Regions from separate parts of the Mus musculus genome. Here region 2 is linked to region 1. Evidence: chromatin loops called from intact Hi-C (ENCODE). Cell type or tissue: heart. All regions are shown on one strand.

Region 1 (8,000 bases):
CTCCTAAACTGACCCCAAGGCCCTTTGGAATTACATTTTAATTAATAGTTAATTTAATTCCCCCCCCCACCGCTATGACCAATTTTCCATTTTATTGTTGCTTGGTGATATGGAGGTCCTGGGTATTTTTCTTACCTCTGTGCTTTGCACTAAACTAAACAAATAGAAACTCCTTGGTACAGACAGAGTTCAGTTTTTGAAGTGCTTTTCAGAGTATGATAGGGACAGTAGGTTTTTTTTTTTTCTTTTTTCTCATACTGAAAGGGGACCACAAGTGCAGCTTAGACAGGTTGTTAACTGAGAGGTGTTTTTTTTTTTTTTTTTAATCTTACATTTATACCAGTAAGTCAACATCTATGAGTCATGAGTTTGCTTGGCATCAGTCGTTAGTGGTCTGAATGTTTTTGTGCCTACTGTCAATGAGGCATATTTTTAAAGGTTCAAAATGCAGTTTGAATTCTAGCACACTTCTGGAGAAGAAGCTTATGTTTTCCAAGATTCTTTGAAATTGAGGGTATTTTTATATACTTCATGAGATTGGAGCAGGACGGAGGGAAGAACAAAGGGAGATTATTATTTTTTGTAATGTGTTCCTGGTGGTGAGGAAATCCCTGTATAAAGGTGACTCTTGCTTTGGTGCCATTCGTGCCTTTTGGGTCCTGAGATCCATACTCTCCAAGGTTTCACAACCGTTGATCAGATTTAAGTAGCTAGAGTCTAAGGACTTTTCAAGATACAAATCTGTCTTCTCCCAGTAGAAAGCAAACTTTCTCCCCTTGGCCCCACCACTAAGTGCCTTAAAACCCATCAGTCTTGAAATAGTGTGCTCAGGTATGTGGAAGGCAAAACTTTCTGGCTGGTAGGCAAGGTGAACCACATATGGAAGGAAGTGGTGTGGATAGGAGTTCTATTTCACCATAAGAAACAAAGGGCAGCTCTCACTGCAGAGTTATTGTCATCTCCTAGGTCATGTTCACTACAGGCAGCATACAAGAAGAGGCCCAGAGCAACCAGTAAACTGATAGTGCTTCACTCGAGAAATATTTATTGAAAGTCTGTAATGTCCTAGGCTTGGGGAAAATTGTATGATTTTTTTTTGGAAGGTAAAATATAGCAACGGCTTTTAAACTCTGCAAGAATGTTTGGGGAAATCTACTTGTGTTATAAGGAGAATGCAAATTCCATGTGTCCAACATTAATTAAGTGATCAACAGTCCCGATTGGATGATCAGTGTCCTCAAAATGTATAAATATCTTAACTGGATCTCTGTCAGTGCTTCTCACCCTACAGTAAGTTCCAACCAGATCCTGTTGTACACGTGGGGCTTGAGATGTATCGAACATTTGCCATCAGAGACGTCCCCATCACACCTTCTGATTTGGATGGACACTAGCACATTTTGAGCTTCTTCACTTCACGACACAGTTAGGGACAGGAAAACCAGCACACTGATGGTCATTGTGGAAGCATTACAAGGACCATGTTGACTCACTGTTGCCAGGGTAGAAAATGCTCCCAGCTGGATTGTGGGAGGCTTCCTTTAGTGTTGCACATGCTTGCATGTCAGTAGTGTTAACTGAACACGGGTTTGCTGGAGGAAGAGGCCTCGGGGAGGCCATGAGGAAGGAGGGATTCTGAGGAAACTGCTTTTGCAAATAAAGTAGAAATTCTCCAGACTTTTCATAAGACTGCCACGTCAAAATGAAAATTCCCCAAATAAACTGTTAGTTTGTCCAGTTCTGCAGACGTCATAATAAGGAGGGCCCAGTCCAAGATTCTGCCTTGCTGCTTATTTGGGCGTGTGAACGTACAATTCATTCATCAACGGGTTCCCTAAGCGTTTCCCAGGCTTGGAAGTGTCTGTTCTTGTCATTTGGAGGCCAGCATTGTTTTCTCATACCTTGCAGAAACACAGCATGGTCTTTGTTCTCCCCCCCGCCCCCCCCCAAAAAAATTGAGGATTATCACATACACATATTTTCCTCTGGTCACCCAAGAAGGGTGGAGACTGGAAATTTGACCAAGACCCAGAGATTGACACTCCATTGCTGCCCCCACTCCACCCCTCGGATTGGGATTTGCTTTGGGAACCCTGTACTCTGCTAAAGCTGGAAGGGAGAAAGCATGCTTAGATAAAGCTAGCAGGTGTGAATAAGTCTACTGGAACAGAAATTACAGTTGCAGGCAAGTGGTAGCAGTTCGGCACATGCTTAGAAATCAGGAAACAGTACTAAGAATAGCTTTCCCTGAGGTTGCTCAGGAAGATTTGTTATGTTGTCTTTTACTCAAAGGTGGACATCAGTGCCTTGCTCCAGTTACATATATACTTCCATGTCCTTGGGTGATTTGTTAATTTATACCAACTCTCTCGATGTATAATGGGTATCTATCAGTGGCAAATTATGGATTACCTCACTCATCTTGTTATCTGGCATGTTGGGAGTTCTCAAATATGGCAAGGACATGCACTGTGATGAACCCCAGAGATTCATACCAGAGTGTTGGTGGGTGTGGTGATATAGGAAAAGATGCTGTTTTTTTTTTTTTTTTTTTTCCTAATAGAGCAGTGTCTGACAAAGCGTTGGCCAATGGTGACACAACTAGAGGAACAGAATAATTAGAAACTCAGTTACAGGTTCTGGACTCCCTGGCTAATCCAGGAGCGTTGGGACTTTTGTTTTGGGGGTCTCCAATAGGTTTGGTTCTGAGCTAGTGAAGTTGATTGAGGTTTCTGTTCATCAATACTGCCCTTGTCTTGCCCAACCATTCCACGGGTGGGATTCTGAGTCAGGTCTAGGCAGGAACCCTCGCAGGACCCCTGCTGTGGAATCCCCCGCACGCGCCCCTCGTTGCGCACCCACGCCTCACGTCCTGTGTGTCAAGCTTTGTGAATGAATGATGTACACGCACTTGGAAAACTATGCTGCTACTGGAGCGGGGCCGCAGAGGGTGACCAAGCCTTCAAGAATGCGTGCAGAATCAGACGGACTTTCCCGAGACTGTGGCAGTAGCCCCGGCATGCCAGGGACAGGCTCGCCAGCCATTCTTAGCAGCGGTGGGCTGAGGCCCTCGCCCCGCGCGCGCGGAATAGCTGGAGCAGCGCCGCCGGGCCAGGCTCGCCCGCCCTTCCTTTCGCTTTTGGGAGACGGGCGGTGATTGGCTGCAGATGCTAAGCCCCGCCCCGCCGCCCCGCCCTCGCCGCCTCGCCGAGTGGGCAGGGCAGCGGCTGGGACCCTGGGCCTGGGCTCGGTGAGGAACGCCCTAAAGCGGAGGCGAGCTGCACTGCGCCAGCGCCGGCCAGCCGTGCGAGCGAGCAAGGGAGCGAGCGCCCCGGACGGAGGAGGGAGCGAGCGCCCGGGACAGAGGAGCGAGCGGGCGGGCGAGGCGCGGGCGAGGCTGGGACCTAAGCGCGCTCTCTGCTCCGCCAAGTGCCAACTTCGCGCGGACTGGCTGGGCGCGCACCTTCCCGCGGGGCGGTCAGCGGGAATTTGAGATTTTAGGGTTGCGCTCTGTCCCCTTCCACTGGGTTCAAAAATCCCCATTAAAAAGCAAAACAACAGTTACAGCAAACTTACTCTCATCCCGCCGGCCCCCTCAACTCCGGGCACCATGAAGGCGGCCGTCGATCTCAAGCCGACTCTCACCATCATCAAGACAGAAAAAGTGGATCTCGAGCTTTTCCCTTCCCCGGGTGAGTGGCAACAGTGAGGCCCCCACCCCAGCTCCGGGTCCCCTTCTGGGCTGCGCTGCTCCCTCAGGAGCACTGGATGCAGAAGCCAGGAGGACTGTTGGTGGCCCAAGACCCTTGGCTTTTTTTGGGGGGGGGGGGGCTGGGTGTATTTATTTTCACAGCTGTGTGTTTTGTGACTAATGGGAAAACGCTTATAGAATTTCCAGCTCCCTAATTCCGTTGTTTGAATTTTCCCACATAAGCGAGAAACTTCTGGTAATATTCCTTAATGTTAGCAAGGGGCCTGACACTGTCTCTAAGATCACCCCCACCCCGTCCCAACTGTGTCTCCCCAGTATTGGAGCTTGATGGGAGGCTCTTGTGAAGTGCTGAAAGGGTGTCTGGCTAGCTGCCCGGCCTACGAGCACTTGCATCCTGAGCGCCCCTGTCATAAGTCCCTTAGAGCCTCACTCCTCTTTTCTAGGTTGAGGGGGAGGTAGTGGGAGGAGAAACGAACAGAATCTGTTTAACTTTGGGAAAGTCTGATTCCTTCCTGGTCAGTGTAGTAACTAGCTTTACTGCCTTTCTATTCTGCCATCTTTTGGCCTCCCGTACCAAAGGTCCTTGAAGAAGGAAAGCATCCCACGACCAGATGTAACTTAGTGTCTTTGGCTCATGGTTTTATTTAGCAGGCTTAAAGGATTTGAAGAAGAGAGGGAGAGTAAAGACATCGAATATTGTCTTAGAAGGAAATTTTAGTGTTCAACAGATGGAGTCAACTCTTGGGGATTCCTGAAGCTAGCAGAGTGCAAAGTGCCTACTTTTAGAATAGGAAGCTGGACTCAGAGAAAAGTGACTTTGGAGGTGAAAGGATCTAGAAAGATAAAGGGAGAAGATGATGCATTTTGGAAAACAATCAGATGTCAAAACACACACGTCTATTGGGTCTGATTATCTGTAACTTTAACTGCTGTCCCTGATCTCTTGCCTCTGCCGTAAATAACTGCATATTTAACCTGTTCTTTAGACTTTCAATACAAGCCAAGATGACGTTTTGACATTCTGATGTGTTTCAAAATGTTAATGAAGACATTTGGGCGCCATCCTTTCTAGAGACGCTCCTGACAGTCAGTGCCGGATTGCTCTGTACAAACACAGTGTGATGACATTCAGAGCCAGGTTGAGCTGGGGGTCTCTCCTAGAGCTGGGGAGACTTCTCAGGCACTCAGAGCTACATATAGAAATGTTGCTATGAAAGTGGGTTTGGGGTGTTCGATGGAGCCAGGAGTTCTCTGTGTTACCATTGATTAAAACCATATATAGCAGACGCGAAGGGATAGTTCACAGAGAAGATATAAACTCAGCTAATAGGCCCTTTCCTTAAGAATGGCTTGTTTCTATGTGCTATGTGTGTTTATGGGGAAGAGACAGATTTGGGTGTCTGGCAAACATCATGTGTATTATGTCAGTTCACATACCTACAGTGGGCCTTTCATGCTGCCAGTGAATGAGAGCCCCTGGCTGCACATGTTTTAGATCATAGCAAAGAGATGAAGCATATGTTTTGGTAATTTAATATTAAATCTATGAGATTTCAAAGCATTTGATTCTATTACTTCAGTTATTGATAAAAAATAAACTGTGGGTGAGTAACTTCATTGAGCTGCCCCACCAGGCAAATAGAGCTAGGCAGGCCTGGTGCTGCAGTCCGTTGTCATTATATGAAGTACCTTTACAGTGGCTTCTTCTTCTTCTTCTTCTTCTTTTTTTTTTTTTGATTAAAAAAAAAAGTGTTCAAGGAATGTAAGATGGAAATGGCCCTGGGGCCTACATAGTGTGCTCAAGACCAATTTGATCAATAGAGTGAAAGCCTTTCTCAAAATTTAAAAAAAAAAAAAAAAAGAAAAAAGAAAAAGTTTCCAAGCCACTGACCTTCAGCACAACAAAGCAACAAAATTTCATTTGGTCCAAGAAATTAAGAGTCTTCTGCCATTCACTATGATATATATATATATATATATATATATATATATATATATATATATCACTATATATATTTCACTATATATATACACACACACACACACACACACATATATATATCTCACTACACTTTCTTAGACAAAATAAAGAGCAATGATTTGTTGATTATTATAACTTTTTGAAGTATTTTTTTCTGGACTGTACTGCATTTATGTAAATATGCCCATACCTCGGATGAGAATCCAGAGGCACCAACACGTTAAGACAATTAGGCAAAATTCTGCACGGAGCCAGAAGCTGAAGGAAGCTGAATCTGTTTCTAACGTGTCAGATCCATACAGTGAGCAATATTGCAAGTTACCTTTGGAGGCTCAGTAAAGAAGTTTCAATGGAGACTTCAATTTTTAGGTGCAAAGATAGAAGTAAGCCCTGGCCAGGACTTCTTTGGTAGTCTTGGCTAACAGAAAGAAGGATATTAAGTAGATGTTAAGTAGAGCTTTACCTGGCCCATCAGATTACACAGGACACCTGTGTCAAAGTTCAACTATTCATGGCGTGGGTTCGAGTCCACGACTGGGACCTTGGTCTTTATCATAATGGTTTTTCTTTGTATTGCTTCGTTTCTCACAAGCAGAGACAAATAGTGTCAGGTATTGCTGTTACCTCAGCAATCAAGTCAGAACTTCCTCTCTGCCCCCTCCCCAGATTCCTAGAATCAGAGAAGTGAAGTGGGAAGTCTGAGGGTCCAAATTGGAGACAGGACACCTGGAATATTTGCTAGCCTCTCTGTGGTTAGGACTTGACCAAGAACCATTATGCGCTTTGGTTTGATTTTGAGGTCTGACATTTTTGACAATGTTAATACACACCCTAAAATGACACGGGCATTCGGTTTCCCTCACAAGTGTAAGGTAGGGCATACTATCTCATTGCACACGTCTCTCAGGTCTGCTGTAGATTTAAATCCAAACGCAGCCTTGACTTGTTCCTAGTTCCTTCCTGGTGTGGAGGCTTTGGAGTAAGGGCTGAGGCTATGAAGGCAGGGTGTGCGAGCAAATGTTACTTTATTATTGCTCTCCTTCTCATTCCACTTCACCTGTACCACCAGTGAGGTGGAGACGCTGGCCATGGAGGAACAGCAGTTTTCACACAGAAAACTGGCTCTTTGCCCATTTATAAGGCTATAAGGACCAGACCCAACCTCCATCTTACTTTGATAGAGGACGTCCATCCCCTGGGGACCATTATTGTCCTCAGAGATGGGAGAAGCGTTGTCCTTTCTTAGTTTAGACGGTCTTTGTGTTGCTACAGGAAAGAAGGAAGAGGGGAGGGCTGCCGGCTGCCGGCTGCCAGCTTTGCTTATGACTGTGTTTCTAGATCCCTTGTTGCCACACTCTGTTAGTGACTAAATAGACCAGTGGTTTAGACAGGGTCTGTGGAGCCAGTTTGTCTGGGTGTGAATCCCCAGTTAGTGGCTGTGTGACTTTGGGCAGACTACTTAATCTCCCTGTCCTCCAGCTCCTGCGAGTGTGAACCGAGACTAATAATCCTTGGATAAAGATGAAACCGGAATATGTGGAACACCTTTACTCAGTGCTGGCCCAGGTCCTGGGGTCTGTGGAGCAGATAAGGAAGAAACAAGTCAATAGGAACCTTGAACGGTGTAGAACATTCAAAGGACCCTGGAAGGTTTGGTAGGGAATCTAATGGCTGGTTTATATATGTCTCCCACATCTACCACTTGGGAAGGAAAGAACAAGAGAGAAAAAGACCTGGCCTGAAATCTCACACCAGTGGGGCTTTAATCTGAGCTCTAGATAACAAATCTGGTTTGCAGTTCACTTGCAGAGTGTTTGGAGGCCTGACTGTCACTCTGCAAGGTTCTAGAGGCTGGTGTACTCCTTCGGGTGATTGAACCTGTCATTGATACATTGATACATTGATACTCAGAGTAGGAAATCTCCCAAGTCCAAGGACAATGGCAACGTTTGCAGAGTTGTGGGGGATTAGTAAAGTTTTTCCATCTTACTGGATTGAGCAATGTGTCTTGTCCAGTTATTATAAAGTATTTTACATTTTATTTATTTACTTGGTTGGCAGAGCTTACATTCCTGGCATTTTTGGTTGGTTTGTGTTGCTGGGCTTTTTTTTTTCCTCTTAAAGAGGCCAGACCACCCTGTAGGAACATCTCTCTAGGAGACAAAGCAGCCGTGGTCAACCTCCCCAAGTCTAGCTTGCTCGGGGCCCTACCACAATTTCTGCAAAAGCAAGAGCTGGTTAGTGGCAGCCAGGATTTTCCAGGAAAGAGTATCCCTGTTTCAGAGTACAGTGGCTGATTCCATTGGC
Region 2 (8,000 bases), 50 kb before region 1:
TTTCTGTCTATTGTTGACAATTCATTGTGACAGCATGGCAGCTACAGGGTTTCTATCCATGATGAAATTCAAAAGTCATCTATGAAGCACTCCTTATTCCTAGCCCCATAATGTATTACAGTAAAATCACCATTACAAAATTATTTTTAAATTGTATGCTTATGTGTGTGGCTGGATAGAGGGGCAGGTGCCTGCAGAGTTCGGTGAAGGATTGGATACCTCAAAATGAGTTATAGGACATTGGGGGTGCCTAATTTGGGTGCTAAGAACTGAACCCTGGTCCTCTGTGAGAGGTGTATTACTCGTAGCCATGGAGCCATCTTGCTAGCCCCCTTAACCGCTTTTTAGTCCTCTATAGAAAACATTAGTGAGATATGTCTCTCTGAAGAGCATATATATATATATATATACATATATATATATATATATATATATATATATATATGCTTATAACTTCATAATGGCACAAGACCATTTTAGTATTATAAAAAGATTAGTTATATGTATACTTAGAGGTCTTGGCAATGCCGAACTTAATTAGAAAGTCCAGAGGCAGAAAAATAGATAGGTGTGAGGGTTAGGTGATAGGTTTTAGAGAGGGATAGAGATAATTCCCAGTAATGTGGGAGAGATAGAAGACATGCTAATTGTGCTGCAGTTAGTACTTGCTATGGGAGAGCTCTGTGAAAGAGTAGGTGACCGTGGAAGATGCAGGAGAGGGCAGCACACATCATTCAGAACATTGTCTTTATCGGTCAAAGCCACCATTTAAAGTAGGAAAGGATACTTACTCCCGGGACTCTTCAGCCCTTAATGAAAATGAGGGTCATTAAATCGTAGGAGCGAGGAAGAAAGACTGCTCTCAGCTCTAACCACCCACTTTCATCCCTCCATGGTTCTCAACCCCCTTAACACTGCGACCCTTGAATAGAGTTCCTCATATTGTGGTGACCTCTAACCATAAATTATTTGAGTTGCTACTTTGTAACTGTAATTTTGCTCCTGTTAGGATCTGTGTTTTTCCATCCTCTTAGGCAATTCCTGTCCCGACACACAGGTTGAGAACCTCTGCCTCCCCCTATCCCCAGGATGTTCTGTTATTTAACATGAGCTCTCTTAAACTTGAGCTTTTACAAAACTGGCTGTGGTAGCCTTCATTGTGCTAACAGTTCAAAAAGATATCTACAAAAATGAGTGGAGAAATGCCATGGACCAAGTGTGGGAATTAAGATATGATGGAGGAAGACAGACAAAATAGTGTGGTACATTAATTAGATTAGAGATAAATGCAATGTTATCTGTAGTCATAACTACAAGTGGACACCCTCCACATTATTTGGTGAGATAGTTCTATCCTAAAGAGATCTGTATCCTTTTGGATATGCTCTGACATGTTCCTTTACCCAGTCAACAAATGCAGGTTGCATGATTGGTATGCACCATTTGAAAAAACATGGTCTCTCTTTCAGGCAACTCATGGGTCTAGGGGAGATGACAGCAGAGTATCATACTTTGTTGGAGTTCAGTGTCATTTACAAAAGGAAAATCAGGGTGGCCACGGAGTATAGGACACATCTGGATGGCATAGTCAGACTCCTGTTTCTATTCAACAAGTCAAACATTGAGAATATTCAGGAAAAAAGTTACAATAACCTTGAACATGTACAGACTTCTCTGTCAATATAAGCAACTAGGGCATATAGGGAAGTCTGGGCCAGCTTGGTCTATGTATAAAAAGACTCCATCTTAAAAAAATGGCAGTAACAATATAATGTTGGTTAAGTGTATGTTATGAAACACAGAATATTGGTATGTATTTACAGTCTTAAGAGAAAACAATACTTACTGACATAGAAAAATGCCTTATGTCAAATATTAATAAAAAAGCATAGGATAAAACAGCAGATTAAAACTATATCATGAAGACGATTATCTGTGGATAGTAGGATTGCAGATTTTTTTTTACAGCCATTTGAAGCTTTTCTGATTTATTTCTCCCCACATCTAGGTATTTATTAGTTGGTGAAGAAAATATAAGGACTAACTATAAAATAGCACAGATCAGTTCAAAAGAACCATTTCATTAAGCCAGCATAAAAGTGACAGTTGATTTCTAAATTTAAATAACGGACAACAAACAAAAAGCAACTTTTCAAGTCCAGTTTTCAAAAGTCAAACTGTTTGCTGGCATTCAGAAAGCGAACTTTAAATTAAAGGAAGTCACCAATTTCAAGACTTTCTATTTCCAATTTAGTGTTTTGGGGTTTTGTTTTGTATTGTTTTGTAAGAGAAAAATGATTTCAGAGCATGCGCGTTTTAAAAACATTTGTAATAAACGCATGCTACCATGTTAAGCATTTGGAGAGATTATTTACTTTGAAATAGGAGTTCACTTTGTAGTCCAGGCTGGCCATGAACTCACCATGTTTCTGCCTCAGTCTTGTTTGGTGCTAGAGTTCTAAGAGCTTGAGGAATAGGTGGGGATCAAGTGTGATTTGCTGGGTAATTGGTTAAGGGCATAGATGTTCTCTAAGAACCAATCATTTCAAATTAAAAGCCCTTGACTGATGAGACCTTACCTACAGATGGCATCAAGCAGGGCAGAGCTGTGTGAACTGGATTCTGCTTGATCAAGGCGCATCTCCCCAGGGTCCCTATTCTTCTGTTGCTTTGACCTCACACATCCCTGTTGCTTGCTAATCTCTGCTTTGTGATTACTGTCTCTAGACCTTGGGCGATGAGACCTGGCAGGTCCTGGCAGAGTTACAAGGCCCTGCCTGGACTAGGTGCAACTTGAAATCGCCATATACTTTACAAAGACAAACACTTTCTAGAAGTGAGTGGAAAACTAGTTTTCAAGAGTTATATTGGATATGAGACATCCCCATAGGCTAGACTGTTGAATGTTTTTTGTTTGTTTGTTTGTTTGTTTGTTTGTTTTAACTGATATCGTTAGCTTACTTGGTTCCTAAGGTCTAGGATGAAGAAGGTAGAGAGGCACAGCAAAAGAAAGGGTGAAGCTGCAGGGTCGGATGTCACTGGGCCAGCTGACCATGCATCTTAGACTTCTTCCTCATTGAAAGGGGGCTAACAACAACCAAAGTGCAGGTTTTCTAACGTAGATGCTAATCCACAGCAGGTATTTGCATATCAGTCACAGGGTATGACTCAGCGGGAACCCAGCGATGTGAGGTGGAGGGATGGATTAAATCTTGCTCTGGGGAGCTTGATTTTTAGTGAGGTAGGGCTTGTAAGGGAAAAAAATGACCCAGTGCCTGACGAGCCTGCTTGTATGGGGCAGTGGAGAAGATAAGGCGACGTGAAACAAGTAGTGCCGCGAACATGGAGCAACAATTACTGCTTAGAAATGGACTTGGAGAACGCTCATTTCTAGCAGTCGTTATCCAGACCTGCAATCTCTGCAGAGCCTCTGATTTTGTAAAACAAACGCACTTCCAGCTGATCCATCTCTTCCATGCTTAGTCTTATGAGGATTGTTTATCCGTCCACCCACCCACAGATTTAAAAACATCAAATTTCTGTCATGCAAAATGAAAAAAGCAGAGAACCTACCTTCAACTAGTTGAGAATCAAGTGGGAGAGATAAATAGAAACAGATGTTGGTAGAACCGGTGTGATAACGTGCAAACAATAGGCAGATAATACGTTGGAGAGTTTTGGAGAGGAATAGCTAGCCCCTGCTGGAGTGAAGAGTAGCCGAGCCAGGGGCGGGGGGCACTGAGGTCTGATATCAGCCTAAAGCCTTCAGGAGACACAGGGCTCTCAGTTCTTCGGGAAAACTAAGTACAGAGGGCATTTCCAGGTTCATTTCAAGCAAAGTAGGGCAGAGGGGGGAGAAGCTGAGTGGAAGGTTGCCGATACAGCGGGGCTCTGTGGGCTGTGGACTTGGAGAGAGTATCGAAGGTGGAGGATCCGAGGTTAGCAGCCTGACTTTGGAAGCACCCATTCTGTTAACTGGGCAGTGCTGGTTCCACTGAGGAAAAGCAAATTCAGCTCGGGGTGATTCAGTGTTCCCAAATGTTCCCATCGTTTCTACACTGAGACAGGTCTCAGGGCTGCTTCTCAACTAGAGAGGAATCAGACGGTTGTTTTTTCTTTAGGTAATACACATGCGCAAAGCCAAGCCAAGAAGTTCAGGTCCAGCTGATGTTCAAGTAGTCATGTGGGAGGGAGTTCTTGTGGGCCAAAAAGCCAAGAGGAGAAAGAACACACACACACACACACACACACACACACACACACACACACACACCCTTTTGCATCTTCGGAAAGGGTTTGAGTTCCAGCAGCTGTTCTATGTCACAATCTGCAAGTTGGAAAAGGGGCAGGTTCTTTTTTTCTTTCTCCAAAAAAATAATAAAGCAGCAATCCGTTTCTGTCCCAGAGTTATTTCCTGTGATGAGAGCCCTTGAGATCCCTGGCAACTCCCTCTTTTCAGTTTCCTCCCTGGGCAAAGGGCTTTTCCCCAAGGGAAGTGTCATTCATGCTGTGGAGCGTATGGTCCAGCACAGAATGCAGCAGATGTTCGGCCAGAGGTTTCCTCCCTCCCGCCATCAACTGGAAGAGAAAACATGTTTCCACCGGACCTTTTCCAAGTGTGTTGCTATGAAGGGGAGTGTTGTCTGGCTGGCAGACAGAAACTCTTGTTGTCTTTGAGCTGGGCTCCAGCACGATACTGCCAATTCACAAAGTTCTGTCTCTTGCAGATGTATATGAAAACTGCACATGCAGAAGGGTGAAGGTCCTTGGCTGCTAGGGGAGTCCAAATGATTCATAGGGCCATGTGGTTAAACCTCCCTCTTCAATCTTCCACGATTTCCTATTCTCTGTGCCCCACAGAACCAACCACTGCTTAGGTTTTCCATATTTTTGGCAAACTACTGATCACAATGCGATACAGTTATATGTGAATGAATCTCTCTTCTCCACTGCTGAAGCCATAGACTGTCTTTCTCAGCTTTCTTATCCTGCGTCTGTTAGAAGTCAGGAGTCTGTGTTTTGTTTACTAGTGTGCCTCAAGGCTCCAGCACATTGCTTCATACATAGAAGGAGCAGAGTAACTATTGAAGCAATAAATAGATTTTTAATAAACCCTGCTGTATGGTTGTGAGATAGAGGACAGGCCTGTTGGGACCATGGGATCTCTGCTGGGTTTTGGAGGGAAACCAGAAAGTTTACTGGTTCCCAGGAAGTAGCAATCCCTCGTGCCTGGACATTTCCAGTATAAAGGTACAAACCATCTTGCAGGACCCTGGGGGGGCTGGCTGGCATTTCCTCAGGCGCTCTCATCACGGTAAGCCATTTTCAGTATAGGGGATTCAGTTCAGCTTTGAAGTCTCATCCTTGTATATATCAATACATTTTGAGAGTGACTTGTTAAGGCCTTTAAACTTAATTTTCAGGTTAAAACAAAACCAAAAATCAATAACAGAGAATGCTTCAGTGACAGAGGGGACATTGAACAAGAAGACACCATCTCTACAACACCTGGTTGGCACAGGTCCACATTGGTCCGTGTTGTGTAGATCTACCTCCTAGTCCGTGCTCATTGTCCAGCTCAAAGTCCAAGTTATGGAGCTGCACAGTAATTTTAGCAAAATCATTGGACAGACAATAGATGGGGGCAGTGTTCTTGGATGGCCGTCCTTGATCTTTCTTAGACACTCAGCATTAGCACTGCAGAGCTTCTCATAGCTTCTCATTAGCTTCATTTGTTGCAGCAGGGACAAGATGAAACCCTAACTAGCATAGCTGTATTCTGGGAATACAGCCCTGTGAACATAGCTATGTCACTGGCTGTCAGGCACTATCAACGTAGGGAACTGAAACAGCACATTGGACACAAAACCAATCTCTGTACTTTCTATGTTCTGAAATAGGCCGATTGATGGAAGTATACACAGGAATGAGGGGGGCAGGAGGGGTGGCCACTGGAGAAGCAACGGGGGTGGGGGTGGGATGAAAAGTCACTTCCTAACAATAGGAATTTGGCCTTTGAACGATAGGCTAGGAATGTAATCTTCTCAATCATTCAAGAGAGGCATATTTTTATGTGTAGTATTGAATTTATGAAAGTGTGTGAACTTTTGCACTCTGGAGAGCACTCAACTCAACAGAAATGTTTGATATATCAACGATTTTCTTGGTGACCAGTAGCTTGCTGGAAAATCCCTCTAAGTCAGAATGTTCATAGAACATTCTTTGCATTCAGACTTCCAACAGAGATAATAGCTCTCAATAAGAACATTTTTATTATTTTTTTTCGAGCCCTTCTCTTGATAGGAGATGAATTTGTCCAGTCTTTTTGAGAGAGCATCTGTCTATCTCTGTGCCAAGGATTGGGGTTCTTCATGGAAGTTTTTTTTCCCCTTTCTTCTTCCTCTAAGACAATCTATTTATTCTTTTATCAATAATTTATTTATTCCATATGGAATTCTTGCTGGGTGACAGGCCTGAGTGGGCTTGTGGAGACATGAAACATGGGTGGAGGTCTTATTTAAAATGACACACAAGAATTAGTCCCTGCCTAGAAATTCTGTAAAAGGTTTCGATTCTGTCACTGTCTGCCATGTCTGCAGCACACAGACATGATCTGCTATCTATGTGGGTTGGCTATGTTAGGGTCTATTTCACCTCGTCCCCGGCTTAGGTTATCCACCGTTCTGAATTCTGTTTACTTCTCTGCCTCACAAAGAACTCAACAGGATGGTTGCTGGGAAGGCTCCTAGGTCTACGATTGGATGCCTTTGGGGGGTTAATGTCCCCACAGCCCTGTGCAGCCAGAGGCTCAGTCGATGTTTTCTCTTGTGCAGGTGTGGAGAACAGAATGAGCTACTATGTGGATCCCACTGTGGGCAGCCCCTCCACTTTCTCTGCACCTCATCCTGCAGTGGCGGTGAGTGATGATCTCTTCCCTGCTTCCTTCCCTTACCCACCCAGCCTCCTCCGTGCATTTCTTCTTGCCCCTGGACTCAGTTTGGACCTCTTGGAAGAGTTCTATTATGAGATTATGTACATTTTCTGTGAATAAAAAATAGAAATCCAAGAATCCTGGATTTGTTGAAGGTTTTTAGTTTCAGAGAATGTGCCTCCTCTTAAGGAGCTATTGCATGGTGTCTAGAGACATAATGGGCCGTCAAATTTTGGGACGGCTACCATCCCTTAGTTGGAAGAGTCCAGGTATATAGGTAAGTTTCTACAATACCCCAACAGCTCCAGAGCAAGGATATGCAGCTCTCAAAGTTGGTTATCCTTCAGGCAAGAATGCTGGTCTAGGACAGCTTCACATTTGATGGCAGATCCTGCTACATGCCCAGATTGTTCTAAGTAGGCTTGATTTACCTGTAAAACATCACTTTAAAAAGTGAGACAGTGTTCCCATCCCAAGGGGTTCCATTTAGCATATTATTTTAATAAACATCTTTTTTTTGAAGTAGCAAGAAGAATAATTTTATTTTTGAGGTTACCACAACATGAAAACTTGTATTGAATGCTGCAGTATTAGGAAGGTTGAAAACCACTACTGTATACACACACACACACACACACACACACACACACACACACACCTGCACACAGCCATCTCTCTGGCAATCAGCAACACAGACATTAAAAGGCAGGCTTACCAGGACGTATCTAACCCTCCACTCTGGATGGGCATCTAGCAGATGAGCACAGCTGTGCTTTACCTGTAAAGACCTGCTCTAGCCAGGGAGTGTTAAAATATAGCAGAAGAAAGAATGCTGGAAGGAAAAATGGCTTGTCATCTTGTCCATTGTATTAAACATCTTTCAAAGTCAAGTCTTTTCTGGTCCTGAAAGATTACCAGGTAGCTGAGTCCCACAGTTTGAACTAAAAGTCCGATTAGCATTCGTTACTTTCACTAGAAGCATCCTTGAAAAAAACATCATCATACACAGTTGTTAAAACTCTGAAGTTCTCAGGCAATGGCCCTTTGATGAAGAACTCATGTTCCCTGC

What was found. Hi-C counts contacts between places; a loop is a spot of excess contacts. Peaks named below come from ENCODE experiments on the same cell type or tissue, not always from the same donor. Only the 100,000 strongest peaks of a DNase experiment are listed, where the experiment ranks them.
Region 2: a loop joins it to region 1, with 4 times the contacts of the local background. A loop is called at or near these places in 4 of 42 quality-filtered maps.

Annotation. Positions count from the first base shown.
Region 1 is chr9:32,692,774-32,700,773 of GRCm38, forward strand. All of the region lies in intron 3 of Ets1 (E26 avian leukemia oncogene 1, 5' domain), which reads left to right. Among named protein-coding and RNA genes, the nearest start is that of Ets1, 61 kb to the left of the region's middle. In heart, a CTCF peak has its summit at 3,276; DNase peaks (open chromatin) are centred at 1,518, 1,858, 3,208, 4,078 and 1 weaker place; H3K4me3 peaks cover 4,838 bases; H3K27ac peaks cover 3,347 bases.
Region 2 is chr9:32,642,523-32,650,522 of GRCm38, forward strand. It overlaps Ets1 (E26 avian leukemia oncogene 1, 5' domain), which reads left to right. Exons shown (of 10, transcript NM_001372534.1): 2 at 6,834-6,916. The coding sequence starts at 6,848. Among named protein-coding and RNA genes, the nearest start is that of Ets1, 10 kb to the left of the region's middle. In heart, no CTCF peak of the experiment used is centred here; DNase peaks (open chromatin) are centred at 4,509 and 5,529; H3K4me3 peaks cover 1,112 bases; H3K27ac peaks cover 1,317 bases.